Regions from separate parts of the Homo sapiens genome. Here region 1 is linked to region 2. Evidence: read pairs that join two places in POLR2A ChIA-PET (ENCODE). Cell type or tissue: GM12878. All regions are shown on one strand. Links, peaks and the distances in the headings refer to the core of each region. The heading gives the core; the rest is flanking DNA.

Evidence for each region. Peaks named below come from ENCODE experiments on the same cell type or tissue, not always from the same donor. Only the 100,000 strongest peaks of a DNase experiment are listed, where the experiment ranks them.
Region 1: POLR2A ChIA-PET joins it to region 2 with 7 read pairs; 2 of 35 experiments call an interaction of 5 or more read pairs at or near these places.

Annotation. Positions count from the first base shown.
Region 1 is chr5:6,220,505-6,224,898 of GRCh38, reverse strand. No RefSeq gene overlaps it. Among named protein-coding and RNA genes, the nearest start is that of LINC02145, 110 kb to the left of the region's middle. In GM12878, for the core only: no CTCF peak of the experiment used is centred there; a DNase peak (open chromatin) is centred at 2,608.
Region 2 is chr5:6,271,355-6,275,748 of GRCh38, reverse strand. No RefSeq gene overlaps it. Among named protein-coding and RNA genes, the nearest start is that of LINC02145, 64 kb to the left of the region's middle. RefSeq lists an enhancer at 731-840. In GM12878, for the core only: no CTCF peak of the experiment used is centred there; DNase peaks (open chromatin) are centred at 748 and 2,438; H3K27ac peaks cover 736 bases.

The sequences.
Region 1 (4,394 bases), core at 205-4,204, 51 kb after region 2:
TAGGCGCCTGCCACCATACCCAGCTAATTTTTGTATTTTTAGTAGAGATGGGGTTTCACCATGTTTCCCAGGCTGGTCTTGAACTCCTGACTTCAGGTGATCTATCTGCCTTGGCCTCCCAAAGTGCTGGGATTGCAGGCGTGAGCCACAGCACCAGTCCCACACGTAAGTCTTGGCTCCAGGCATAGAGTAGAAATTTCTTATCTGCTTGGGGAGAACAAGTGAGGGCTGCCCTCTCTTCAGCCAGCATGCAGAGCTGAACAGTGTGAAAAGCAAAGGCACAGAATTCCGGGCGCACACACTTGGCCAGAATCATGCGAGCAGCAGACACAATGTTTTCATTTTCATAATTATGTTCTAAAATTTTAAATATATTTCAGAGTCTCAGCCAAAGCTATGCACATATAACCTACCAGCTATCCTATCTTCTCTTTTAAATGTCCAGGAAAAAAAGTTCCACAGGATTTCTAGAAAGTGTATTTATATGTAACTCATGTTTCTAGGTTTCTTCCTAGAAAAGGAATTGAAACAAATATTCCAATGAACTTCTAATCAGTTATCATCATGGAGCATTTGTTATTTTCTCATATATATATATTTATATATACACAATAAATTCATTTTTCCCTGTTAATCTCCTTTTCTTTGACAAGCAAGCTGTGGACAGAACTGTGTTTTCCCAAAATCACATGTTGAAGCTGTAATCCTCATTGTGATTGTATTTGGAAATATAACCTGCAGGAAGTCATAAAGGTTTAATGAGGTCATAAGGATGAGTGTGGGGCCCAAATCCAAGAGCATTGGTGGCCTGTGAGGATCTCTCTCTCTTTCTCTCCCTGTAAGAAGAGGCTATGTGAGCACACAGTGAGAAGACGGCCGTCTAACAAAGAAGGAAGAGAGCCCTCCTTGGAAACCCACCATGTTGACACCCTGATCTTGCGCTTCCAGCCTCGACAACTGTGCGAACATAAATTTCTGTGATTTGAGGCTCTCAGTCTCCTGTATTTTGTTTTGGCAGCCCAAGCCGACTAATTCAAAGCATGGGCTCTGTCGGTTCTGAGCATGCTCCTGTGTTTTTGTTCTGGAGGCCCCAGGGGCATGTGGAACTGTTCTCGCTGTTGGGAATGCCCATGGGTGCAGATCTCATGTGTGCTCTCCTGAATGTGGCTTCAGTCCCACCCACCACATTCCCTTTGCCTGCTGTGTCTGGTTCTTCCGGCTCCTCCCTGACTCAGCCTCCCTTTCCTTAATCGTTTTTTTTTTTTTTTAATTTTTTTCCTATCTCTCAAGGGCAATTTCTCAGCCTTCCACTATTTGCATTTATTTTTCTGGATGTAGTTCTTTTCTATGCAGTATAACTTACATTTCTAAGTGGGTCCCAGGAAGCCCTCTCCAGGAATGTGGTGGAGCCTGTGTTTGGCAGCAGTGCAGATGCACTTAAAGTAGCTGAAAAAGCAACTTTCTTCAAAATGCTTTGAACAAAGAGCTCATCCATTTACCCCATGAGCATGGTCAAACAAAAAATGAAATCAAGTGTTATAACTCTAACTCTACAACAGATTGAACTAGAGTGAGTTGAATTGAAGAGATTAAAAGAAACTTGGTCCCACTACATTTCTTGACCCTCCATGCAAAAACACAGTTGCAAAACTCAGAACAGAGTAGTAAATTGTCATGGCATTCTCATGGGAACCTCTGCATTTGTGGATCAGCATTAAGGAAAAACAACCCTGGTTAAAAGATGGAGGAGAAGTGAGGATTTGAATGGGTTGGAAGTGACACTGGTTCTCTGTTCCATGAGGCAAGCAGACCTGCCTTTTCTGGGCTGGGTCTTCAGATGAACAGGTCATCAGTGGGGCAACATCAAAGACACGGTCAAGTTCTGAGAGCCTAGAGCCAAGTTCTCGGCTTTGCTCAGTTCACACTTCAGAGGAGGCACATTCTCACAACTCCACTGCTATGTCACTGCAGGTTGCCCTGCATGGATTCTCTTTTCAAAAGGGTTTGAATGTGAGCTCTAGAGTAGTTGACAATGAAGAATGTTTTAAAACTCATTTTAAATTATTTGAGTTCCAAAGAACAGTGTTAAAAGATAAGCTTGGGCCGGGTGCAGTGGCTCACACCTGCAATCCCAGCACTTTGGGAGGCTAAGACGGGTGGATCATTTGAGGTCAGGAGTTTGAGACCAGCCTGGCCAACATGGTGAGACCCCGTCTCTACTAAAATACAAAAATTAGCTGGGTTTGGTGGCAGGTGCCTGTAATCTCAGCTACTTGGAAGGCTGTAATCCCAGCTACTTGGGATGCTGAACGCAGGAAGTGGAGTTTGCAGTGAGCCAAAATCACACCACTGCACTCCAGCCTGGGTGACAGAGCAAGACTTTGTCTCAAAAAAAAAAAAAAAAAAAGCTTGGGCACATTACAATTTTCATAAGTTGATTTGAGCATTCGGTGATTCATGCACTGGGCAGCAACCAGACCACAAGAGGTTCAGGGCTCCACTGAGGGAGCGTGAGGTTCAGGCTGCTCGCGGAAGCAAGATCAAGAAAATATTTGATTGGTTAAAGTGGAAAGTCGCTAGTTAGAGGTTTAGTTGGGAGTTTCAGCTTGGCAAAGTCTCTGGTTAGAGGTTAGTTGGCAGTTTCTGACTGGCTAAGCTCAATTTCGTTTTCCCAGGTTGTGACCATTTACTCTGAGTAGGGTTACAGTTACTTACGTAGGAACTCAAGTCACTGGAACTGTTTCAGCCTAATGGCCTCCCAACTGATTATTTTTAACAACTGTAATGATCATGGCTAAGAGCTACTGAACATTTGGACATGCCAAGTGCTGTCCTAAGTCACTTGTATGCACCACCTCATTTGAACCTCACAACAAACCAGGAAGGCGGGAGCCATTATTAACCAAATTTTATGGATAAAGAGGCACAGAGAAGTGAAGGAGTGTCAACAAGAGCATGCAGTGAGTAACTGGCAGAGCTGCTGGGAGGGCACTAGGCTGCAGCTTTCCTGCTCTTGACCACATCAGTGACCACATCAGCGCAGCAGAGATGCCTGTGTGTCCATGGTGGTCAAAGTCAAGATCTTCAGCAGGCCCTAAGTCAAATGCTAAATAATCTTGCCTCTTGTGTCTGTTCCAATCATCCTACTCATTCCCTCTGTAGTTAATCAAGGGGAAAACTCAGCTGAAATATTCCCATTGCTTTATGCTGTCAGTCTTCTTTCTTCTCTTTGCTACGCAGATTATGAAATGTTGCCGTAAAGACATTTTTTGGCTGCCTGGTCTTCTCCTAGGTACCTAGGGCCACTTCCTTCATTTACCACATCAAGAGCCCCAGGTGCATTCTGATGCCCCATCACTGGCCTGTTCTTCCATCTTTCCAGGGCAACAGGGACCAGCTGGAGACCAAATTGCCGAGAGTCTGGTCTCAGAGTGACCTTTGAGTGACCGCTGGCCCGGCCAGTCAGGTGGCCACCAGGGATTGCTCAAGGGACTGCAGGGCTTCCAGGGAGAGCGCGAGGTGTGGCAGAAGAGATTTGGCCACTTACCAGCTCCCAAGAGGGGCACCCTAGTCCCTCGGGGCACAAGGGGCTCTGAGTGCAGCAGTGTTTGGTCACCTCAGCAAGTTCCAGGCAGGTTCCTCATAGATTGGGTCCAAAGTGGGTAGAGGTGTGTGTGAGTGAGACCTCACCTCTTTTATTAAACAAACAGCAGGGCTGGGGGGTGGGGGAGGTGAGTGAGGGGCTTAGGGCACAAAACAGGGAGGCAGCTTCGGTCTCATGGCCGATGCTCTGCTTGTACCACCTGGAGAGTGGGGCCTCCTTCCACCATGCCCTGGGGGCTTCACTGAACTCGCCCTAATATCAGCTGTCAGGAGCTGAAACGTGTTTCCCTCTACAAAAGAAATGTTGGTGTCCTAATCCCAGAAGCTCAGAATGTGACCTTATTCGGACACGGGTCTTCAGAGAGGTAATGCAGTTAAAGTGAGGTTGTTAGGGTGAGCCCTAATCCACGTGACTGGTGTTCTTATGAGGAAGGGAGGGTTTGGCCACGGGGTTTTGCACACAGTGAGAAGGCCAAGTGAAGGTGAGGCAGAGGTTGGGGAGATGCATCTCCAAGCCAAAACACACCAAAGAGGGCTGGCTGCCACTGGAAGCTGGAGAGGGGCCAGGGCCAGAGGCTCCCTCAGATCCTCCAGAGGAAACAGCCCTGACCACAGCCCGATCTCAGACTCCAGGCCTCCCAACCGTGAGACAATAAATGTGTGTTGTTTAAGCTGCCCAGCATGAGGCAGCGTTAGGAGGCCCGCCAGCCCCTGGCCCTGACAAGCATGGTTGCTTTGGTGCTCAGAGTGCAAAGTGCAGCCCGCACTGAATGGGGAGGGAGGAGGAGTGT
Region 2 (4,394 bases), core at 325-4,324:
GGAAGCACATCTCCCCTTTCCCTTTTGGGTCTAGGGTTGTCAGGGTCTCCCTGGAGCTGCATCCTCCTTTGTCAGTTTCTCTTAACTCTGCCCACACCTCTGTAAGCACTACCTTTCCTCAGTTGACTTGTTGCTCATACTTAAACAAAGAGGATCCAGATTCAGATATTTGAGAAGCCAAATAATAATAAAAATAATTGATAAGAAGTTATTATAATAAAAATAATTCCAGCAAAAGGAGTTCAATTGTCTTAAGGAACATTCATCAAGACGTTTATTTTAGTTTTCTATTGCTGCACAGCAAATCATCAAAGACTTGGCAGTTTGAAACAGCACCCACCTATTATCACATAGTTCTGTAGGTCAGAAGTCCAAGCATGGCTTAATTGATCTTTCACCTTGGGATCTCATGAGAGTGAAACCAAGCTGTTGGCTTGGCTGCTGTGTTATCTGGAAGTTCTGGGTAACAGTCTGTTTCTGAGCTCATTGAAGTTGATGGCAGAATTCAATTCTTTGTGGTGTAGGATGGAGGTCTCCATTCTGTCTCAGGCTGTCATGTGGGGGCCATTCTCAGTGGCTAGAAGCCACCCCTTTTCTTGCTCCATGACCTCTCTGTCTTCAAAGGCAGCAGTGGGGAATTTCCCTTGCATCAAATTCCCTTCAACTCTGAACATCTTTCTCCAGGGAGAGCCACACCCTTTTAGGGGCTCCCCTAATGAGGTAAAACCTGCAAGGACCATCCCCCTCACTTAAAGCCAACTGTGCCACAAAACATGACCTCAACACTTGAGTGATGTCCCGGCATGTTTGCAGGTTCTGCCCACACTAAGGAGGTTGTGGGGGTGGGGAGTTTCCACAAGGGGGCATTTGGATCATTGCTGGTCATTTTAGAATTCTGCCCACACAGTTCCAAAGAGTCCTGATGGACCATCAATTGTTCTCTTCTACAGTGGCAAAAAAATGTGTGTCCTTTACATTCTGGGCCTTTCTTTTGGACAGCAATGGACAAAGCCGGCTGCCTTCTGGGTCACTGCCCTTGCTTTTGTATGTGTCTAGGATTCCCCTGGAAATGTATTGCTCTCCTAGGAGGTATCCAGAAAGGTAGGAGGTGGTTTTTGTTTTCATCACTACTGAGGCAGCTTCTGGGATTTGGTGGCTTGGGCCAGGGGTGCAGACCACTCCCACTATGCAAGGGAGAGTCCTGACCACAACTTCTTCTGCCTATGTGGTTTTGCAGGAGAGAACACTGTATGGTGAATTAGGGCTTTGCTTACTGAATTATGATCCCATTCCAGCTGCCTCCAGGACAATACCCCCAGCTCATGCTTTTGGCAAACACTTTTGTCTGTCTTTGTACAATGGGTCCATTTTTAGATAATGAGTGGGTTCCGGGAACCTTGATTTAAAAAAAAGCCCTTAAGTGACGTCGGTGACAGAGAGCTGAGGCTCAGGCTCTGAAGGAGAAAATGATGCTAGAACAGTCTTTGTACGGCTGCTGGGGAAAGCTGGACCCGCCACTGTCAACGCTGAGTCCTGGAAGGCAGATGTGGTGCTTGGATAGGCTGGCCCCTCCCCATTCAAAATAGCTTCCCTCATTTTTTGGGGGATCCCCAAATCCAGTGCATGGATGAACCTTGTAGATTCTGCTTTCTCAGCCTCTCTCAAACCTGTCTCCCTCTTTCCACAGCTGCCTCACAACCTACTTGACCCACAGCTCCTTCATGACCTCACACCGCTTGTCAGGCCCCATCCTAATCACACCTGCTTATGACTTGTCCTTATGGTTCATTTTGTTTCTCTCTCCCAGGCTAGGCTCACTCCAATTAATTCTCCATTCTGACAGTCTTAAGTCATCACATCAGGTTATTGATCACAACCCTTCAGTACCTCTCCTGTGCCCTCCTTGGTTCAAAATCCTTAGCAGGCAAGAGCCAGGCCTCTCCCATGTGATTCCAGACCAGCTGTTCGGTCCTGTTGCCAAGCCCGGCCATCACCCCGCCATTCAGACCAGCTTTCCTGGGCTTGCTTTCTCCTTTGCTGTGCTTAATCTGGGTGTTTTCCTTAAAATGTAGCCTCTTGTCTCTGCTCATTGAAATGGAACTCATTCTATAAGCACCTTACTAAAGACTTTGTTATTCACTAAGCTATAAACATTTTCCTGAAAAGATGTCATTTGTCCCCGGTTGAGGTGGGGAGGTGCCCCCTTCCCTACTTTGGGTTTTCCTGTGTACTTACTTCCATTAGGCAGCACGCCTAGCTTTTTCTGCGCAGTTTCTCAATCAGCATTTGCAGGATTGGATTTTTCGTGTGGTTGCCACAAGGCTCATAGCGTTGGGTGTTGCTAAGTATATAGGAGGTTATTTCCTTCTCTGGGGACTTTGAAAATAGGACGTGAGACATATGTGGCATCAACAGAATAATATATGCAAATGGAAGGGCTACCCTAGCTTTGCCATATCACGACTGTGCTGCGCTTTCAAGGCATAGGGATTTTCCCCACTCCTAAGCACTCTCTGACAGAACTCACGTTTGTTGTCTGTTTTTCAGTTCCTGAGGCACTTCAGCATATGCTGTCTGTTTGATGCTCTTTATAGCTACTCTATGGGAGTTGTATAATATGAATGATACGTAGGAATAGTATCTGTTGTGCTATATTTCCTACATGCTCAATATTGATTGGCATACAAGACTTTTCTCATCATGGAAAACTAATTGCACAAAAAATTCAATATCATGGTGTTTATCACGTGTTTCTTTCCAAATGTGGCTGAAGCTATAACAGTCTATACAAATACAACATCTCTATGTGTCACATAAGGATACATCACTTTTACTCAAGGTATATTCCCAAAATGGACGTGTCTCTAACCTCAGCTCTTTGCAATTGAGATGGAAGAAACTGCTGGCTTCTGTTTACTGATGTCATTCTTGAAGAATAGCACAGCCTGGGAGCCAGGGCCTCTATATGTTGTAATCTTTCACACGTGTTTCTTCCCTTATGTGGCTGGCTAATATGGGAATTAAAGATTTAAATTGTTTCTACACGTCTCCATTTGTGTAATAAAGAATGAAACAAATTTCCAAGGACCCTGCCTACGTTGTCACAATGGGACATCTGTGGGGAGTGTGTCAGGAGCAGAGGAGCGCCCGTTTCCAGCCACCATGGCACATACCCATATTCTGGGCTACAGGTGATGAGAGAAATCTCTCCCACCTGGTACCATTATTAGAAGCAACTGGGCTGTGGTGCAAAGTTATTTTCATCTTAGACAAGTGCCTTTGTTTGCTGGGCTTGCACTAGGTGGAGTGCTGCATCAGGCCACATTTGTGAGATTGCTGCTGGGGTTAAATAAGTTGGGGCTGCAAGAAACTCACCTGGATCTTCTTCAGGCAGCCACTGGGGCTCTAGGGCTGGTGTCTGAGCAGTGCACTCCCATGTCTGCTGCTCCAGATGCTGGTTGGGTTCTCAGGAAGACAGTTTGCACATGGTGTGTGCTAGGAAGGGCCTGCAGGATCACCAGCTGGGGAAGGGGGAAGGAAGCAACACTGGGCAGAAGGAGAAGTTGGGCTCTGACACAGGCCTGATGGTGATCTCAGTCACCTCCAAGAGGCTCTGAAGCTAACTGGCCCATCAGAGTTGTCCCGACTTAGCCAGTCGTTCATAACCCTGCCTTGACCAGGCACTAGGTGTGAGCCTCTTCTAGAAAAGGCATGCTCTTGGGTGAGGAATGTTCCTGTATTAGTTTGCTTTCACACTGGTGAAAAAGACATACCCAAAACTGGGAGAAGAAAGAGGTTTAATTGGACTTACAGTTCTACGTAGCTGGGGTGGCCTCAGAATCATGGTGGGAGGTGAAAGGCACTTCTTACATGGCAGCAGCAAGAGAAAAATGAGGAAGAAGCAAAAGTGGAAAGCCCTGATAAGCCCATCAGATCTCGTGAGACTTATTCACTATCACAAGAATAGCAAGGGAAAGACTGGCCCCCATGATTCAATTACTTCCACCTGGGTCCCTACAACACGTGGGAATTCTGGGAGATAACATTCAAGCTGAGATTTGGGTGGGGACACAGCCAAACCGTATCAGTTGCTATAGCTGTATCCATCCCTGAAGGAGCAGATGAAAGTTGTCTGCCAGCAGCTGGGCCAACAAGTCCTTTCATGGAGGGGCATCTAAGCTGTGCCATTACTTCCATCATAGCTTTTCTCCATACCATCCACTCAATGTGGTGTGTTTTCCCACCAGACTGAGAAAGAAAGTGTATCAGTCAGCTTAGTAAAAGCTTAGCTTTCAGAAAAAGCACGTGATAGGCAGTGGTCTTTGACCATGGCCTCTAGCAAAACAACACTTTTTCTATTATAATCTGGTACACTCAAAAACTCAAACAAAATC